Regions from separate parts of the Homo sapiens genome. Here region 2 is linked to region 1. Evidence: chromatin contacts called from ENCODE Hi-C or POLR2A ChIA-PET data. All regions are on one chromosome and are shown on one strand. The core of a region is the stretch at or near the end of the contact, and the rest is flanking DNA. Distances in the headings are between cores, read along the strand shown. Region 1 overlaps KCNT1 (potassium sodium-activated channel subfamily T member 1). Region 2 overlaps KCNT1 (potassium sodium-activated channel subfamily T member 1).

Evidence for each region. A loop is a pair of places that touch in the nucleus more often than their neighbours do. ChIA-PET counts read pairs that join two places held with the same protein, here RNA polymerase II (POLR2A). Pooled maps may share reads with other maps.
Region 2: a map of endothelial cell of hepatic sinusoid shows a loop between it and region 1 (7-fold over the local background). The contact joins two enhancer-like sites. A Hi-C loop is called at or near these places in 1 of 168 maps with a recorded cell type or tissue (endothelial cell of hepatic sinusoid) and 1 of 50 pooled maps. POLR2A ChIA-PET finds 5 or more read pairs at or near these places in 3 of 52 experiments (A549, Caco-2 and H1).

Annotation. Positions count from the first base shown.
Region 1 is chr9:135,755,959-135,758,538 of GRCh38, forward strand. KCNT1 (potassium sodium-activated channel subfamily T member 1) reads left to right here. Exons shown (of 31, transcript NM_020822.3): 7 at 915-974; 8 at 1,198-1,272; 9 at 1,340-1,423; 10 at 2,456-2,550. Among named protein-coding and RNA genes, the nearest start is that of KCNT1, 55 kb to the left of the region's middle. Within about 2 kb of position 1,331, at least 2 of the 41 ENCODE cell types and tissues checked have a DNase peak (open chromatin) inside an H3K27ac peak, as active enhancers do.
Region 2 is chr9:135,717,489-135,720,068 of GRCh38, forward strand. All of the region lies in intron 2 of KCNT1 (potassium sodium-activated channel subfamily T member 1), which reads left to right. Among named protein-coding and RNA genes, the nearest start is that of KCNT1, 17 kb to the left of the region's middle. RefSeq lists an enhancer at 1,135-1,429. Within about 2 kb of position 1,288, at least 2 of the 41 ENCODE cell types and tissues checked have a DNase peak (open chromatin) inside an H3K27ac peak, as active enhancers do.

The sequences.
Region 1 (2,580 bases), core at 81-2,580:
TCAGTGGGCACTGAGGACAAACCCAGCATTTACTGACCCAGGGTCAGTAAATGCTGAGGACAAACCCAGGATCAGTAAACAGGGGACCCAGGCTCAGTGAGCACTGAGGACAGACCCAGGCTCAGTAAGCAGGGAAACCAGACTTTAGTGAATGCTGAAGACAGACAGGCTCAGTAAGTAGGGAACCCAGGCTCAGTGAATGCTGAAGACAAACTCAGGCTCAGTAAGCAGGGGTCCCAGGTTCAGTGAGTGCTGAGGACCGACCCAGGCTCTACTGCTCTCCACACAATTTTCCCAGGGATCCCTGAGGACTTCCTGACCCCCTCTGTCTGCTTCACCACCTGAATCTCTCCCTCCACTGACCCATCTGTGTCCTTGCTGTTTTCCTGGGGTGGAGAGTGCACAGGCCAGGTCCCTGGCTGGCTCCTGGGTGGGTGACCTAGTTCATGACTGGGTCCCATGTCTCCATCTGAGACCAGAGAGGGTCTTTCACACCCACCCCTATCATGTTCCAGAGGGGTCAGTAGATGCCTGTGCTGAGAGGGGTTCCGTGGGGGAAAACCAGGTCCACTGAGCCTCCATCTCCGTTCCCTCCCCACCAGGGCAGCGGGATAGCCGCTCTCTGGTGTCTTCCTGAGCGTCCTGCCTCACCCACTGCACCCTCCATCCCACCCTGGGCCTAGAGTGGGCGGCCCAGGAGGACCATGGTTTCAAGACTCCATCTGCCCTCGGCCCTGGCGGGGGTCAGCCAAAGGCCTTGGTGGCTAAGACTGTCCTGACATGGGAGTGAGGGTCAAGGCAGACCCCAGACACACACCTGGCTTTGTGTGGTACCTGCCCGCGAGGCCTGTGGGGTCAGGCCCCAGCCCCAGCCCCGGCCTGCTCCAGAGCTCCTTCCCTTTCCTGACTCCCAGGTCATCGTGGCCATAATAAGCTTCCTGGAGACGATGCTTCTCATCTACCTCAGCTACAAAGTGAGTGCCTGCCCGGGATGGCACCTCACAGGGGGTCCCCACCCTCCCCACCCTCCCCAGCCTCCCCCACCTCCCCCACCCTCTCCTATTTCCCCACACTTCCCAGCCTCATCCACTGACCTCCAGGGTGGGCTCCTCGCCCTCTTCCCCACCCTGCCCCTCCCCTGCTGGGCCCCACCCCCACCCTCCATCGCCCCCGCTGATACCCCCCGTTTGGCCCCAGGGCAACATCTGGGAGCAGATCTTCCGCGTGTCCTTCGTCCTGGAGATGATCAACACTCTGCCCTTCATCATCACGGTGGGTGAGCCCCAGCTGCCAGGAGTGCGGGCCCTGGAGCCCCAGCCCTGACCTGTCCCCTTCACAGATCTTCTGGCCGCCGCTGCGGAACCTGTTCATCCCCGTCTTTCTGAACTGCTGGCTGGCCAAGCACGCGCTGGAAAACATGATTGTAAGCCGGGGCGGGGGGTGCAGCTGGGACTTGGGGGGGCCACCCTCAGCCTCACCGGCCCTGGAAGACACTGTGCGACGTAGCCTGCCACGCCCCGGCCCTGGCATGACCTGTAGAGGACCGGGAAGCCAGGGCAGCAGAAACTCTGTCTCTGCTCCTGGAAAACATCCAAGCCAAGCCCCGAATGCCCTCCTTCCAGGAAGAAACTCAATCCCAGAGCTTTTCCTAAGCCTGGAAATGAAATGGCTGGCAGGAGGAGGAGGGACAAAGTGAAGGGTGTGACAAACCCAGGCCACGAGGACCAGGGCCACAAACACCAGGCCACACGCAAACTGGGGCCACGGGGCCACAGGCAGGCCCTGTGCTGAGCATCTCAGGAAACCTGGGCCACGGGGCCACAGGCAGGCCCTGCTCTGAGTGTCTCAACATGGTCCCTGTCATGTGAATGGCAGCAGTCAGTTCCCTAGGCGCCCACCCTCTCCAAGCCAGACCCCTTGACTCACAGCCCCCATTCCTGCCCCAGTGGTAAATCAGCGTTACCATGCTGGGTCCAAGCCTTGCACACTAACCAGCCCTCTGACCTGAGACTTAAGCCTCATCCCCGGGGATGTAGGCAAGATGGGGACCCGTCCTGAGAGAGGACAGCAGAGGGGGTGCCCTACCCAGGTGCAGGCTGCCCGTGGGCCTCAGCGGAGACGCAGGTGTGGCCAGGCGTGGGCTGCCCCTTGGGCCTCAGCCGAGACACAGGTGTGGCCGTGGGCTGCCCCGTGGGCCTCAGCCGAGACACAGGTGTGGCCAGGTGCAGGCTGCCCCGTGGGCCTCAGCCGAGACGCAGGTGTGGCCAGGTGCAGGCTGCCCCATGGGCCTCAGCCGAGACACAGGTGTGGCCAGGTACAGGCTGCCCCGTGGGCCTCAGCCGAGACGCAGGTGTGGCCGGGCCGTCTGCTTTCCACTGTCCTTCTAGTCTCTATTCATTGGCTCCTGGCGGGGTCCACAGTCCCTGCCCGCTGACAGCCACCACTCCTTCCACAGAATGACTTCCACCGTGCCATCCTGCGGACACAGTCAGCCATGTTCAACCAGGTCCTCATCCTCTTCTGCACCCTGCTGTGCCTCGTTTTCACGGGGTGAGTGCCGGCCGTCAGTGTGAGCACCCC
Region 2 (2,580 bases), core at 38-2,537, 39 kb before region 1:
TTGCCTGGCTCCCCCTGGAGGCTGCGGGGGCTGGTGAGGCTGGCTGGGCACAGTACAGGAGTGGGCAACTTTCCGGGGGCGCAGGGGCAAGTGAGTTGGGGGCTTCTGCCCAAGTCACCTGCCAGCTCGCCAGCCGCTGCCCGGCACAGCTGAACCCGCTCCTCACGTGGACTCAGGCCCTCCTGAGAAATTGCCTCGACTGGATGTAAGAGAGGGTGCCCTAGAGGCCTAGGAGCCCGGGGAACCCCCACTTACCCCACCCAGGAATGGCAGCTCCTTGGTCTCAGCAGCAGCCTGGGGGCCTCTCCTCTTGAAGGCAGCTCAGGGAGCCTGGCCTGAAGGGTTTCTCTTCCTCAAACCTTCTTTGCCCAAAGGGGCTTGCTTCAGCCTCCATGGTAGGGTTGGGTGAGTCTGGCATGGCCTCTCTCATGACCCCGATGCTGGAATGGGTGGGCAACAATGAGGGAAATCAGGATGCTGACAGGGGTCCTGAGGTCACCCAAGCCCTCCCCTATCCATAAGGACACGCACGTGGGGACCCCAGCCCTGGCTCTGTGGAAACCCCAAGCTGACCTGGAGGAGGGGATCAGCCGCTTGGAGGACCCTCCTGGGTGCTTGGGGTGGGGTCTGATGCCTCTATCTGCCATTAGAAGCCATCCCATATCTCCTCATCTTCCTCCTCATCCCCAGTGCCTGTGCCTTCCCCTTCCTGGAGTGGAGACCAGGGGTCGTCTGCCTGGCCTGGTGGGACCCCCTTCCTGTGTACTGCAGTGACTCACAGGAGCCGTGTGAGGTGGGAGGACGTGCTTATCTGAATGCAGGAGGGAGTGCAGGCGGGGTCTGGAGGCCATAGGGGGCCCAGGTCTGAAAGGGCTGAGCCCAGCAAGACCTGCCTGCCGGCTCTGGGTGAGAAAGCCCTTAGGTAGAGGGGAGGGGACACTGGGATGGGGTCCTGGGCTGTGGACGGAAGGGCTGGTGTGCCCGGACACGGCAGCACAGGCTCCACTCGGGCCCCTGAGGGACCATCGTGGTGGCCTTGGCCATGGGGGTGTCTCAGGTCTGGGTAAGGTGGAAGTGCCGCTTGGTCTCTCTCTGCACCAGGGGAAGAGATTGAGGGGCAGGGAGACCCAACCATCAGCACAGGGCAGGTGCAATGTGGGGGCTCAGCACAGACTGGCACCCCTCACGCCCTCCCTATTTCTACCCTGGGGCAGGCTCTGTGAGGGAAGCGGGTGCTGCTGCCAACCCCTGGCAGGCTGTGAGCGAGCAGGTGGGCGGGCAGGACTCGGGCTTCCTGTTTCCCCCGGGAGTAGAGCCTCTGGCAGTGAGTCACCACAGCCTCCATCGCCCGTGGCCTTGGACAGAGAAGAGCTCGGCGGGCCATGTGGGCAGAGGAGGCTGTACTGCTGGGCAGGCCGCTCCCAGCGGGGATGACCCAGCCCATCGGTACCGCCCGGTGGAGGAAGTGGACAGAGTTGGGAGCTCACTCACCTCAGGGACCTGATGGTGGACCCTCACCACTGCTTACCAGATGGTGTCTCGGGTGCTCCCATGGAGCAGCATTCAGCCACAGTCCACCTGCGCCCAGGCTCTGGAGCCCCTTGAGCCATGCTGACAGTCTCACTGCCCCTCTGCCTGGGAGTCCAGGGGCAACTGATGGAGGCCCTGGCCCTCCCAGCCAGAGCCAGCTCTCAAGAGTGTCCCGGAAGCCTAAGTGAGCGTCATGGCCCTTGGAGGACACAGACTTGGGCTCTTCTTCTGCAGAGGGGTTAACAGCCCCCAAAGGGCAGCTCGAGGAGCCAGCGGGACAGGGGCTGCCTGAGGGCTTGGGTCCTGACGGTGTCCCCGAGCTGGGTCCCAGGCACCTTGTGCAGACTCTGGTCTGTGGCAGTGGAGGTGCGGCTTCCATCCTGCCCTGCACTGAGGCTCAGGAAGATGCTGTGTATGTCGGGGGATGCATGCTTTGGGGACACTTGGGGCTGTCACACCACAGGCCCATCTCTCCAAAGGGGCAGATTCCAGACAAGGAGTCCCAGTGGGGAGGGGTGGGGCAGGCAGCCACCCCCCGCCATGCTGCACCAGGACCCAGCCCACCGGGGCCACTGAAGCCACCACTGGAGGCAACGTCAGGGTCGCCAACACTCCCAGGCATTAAGCAGGACATGAGAGGTGCCAGGAAGGCCCTGCCCACTGGCTGGGGCTTCCGGCAGGCAAGAGGAAGCTTCGTCCCTGAGCATGGCCAGGGCCACTGCCTTGGCTCCTTGGGCCACCCCAAGCTGAGTGCCCCAAGCTGGTGCCATGGGGCCCAGGCACCAGGGTCACCTGGGAAGGGAGTGGCCGCCTTGCCACAGAAAGCCCGGCCCCAGTGCAGGCCTCCCGGGGTCAGAACACTGCCCCAGAGCGGCCTGACCAGGCTGTTTCATTAGCTCCTCTGACAACAGAGAACGGAACTTGACTTGGTTCTCTGGAGTTGAGCAACACCAAATATTTTTTCACACAACAAGCTGAGAAGTGGACCACAAACAGGGCCCGGCATTGCTGGGAACACGGGGCAGCGGGCCTGCGTGGAGGATGGACCCC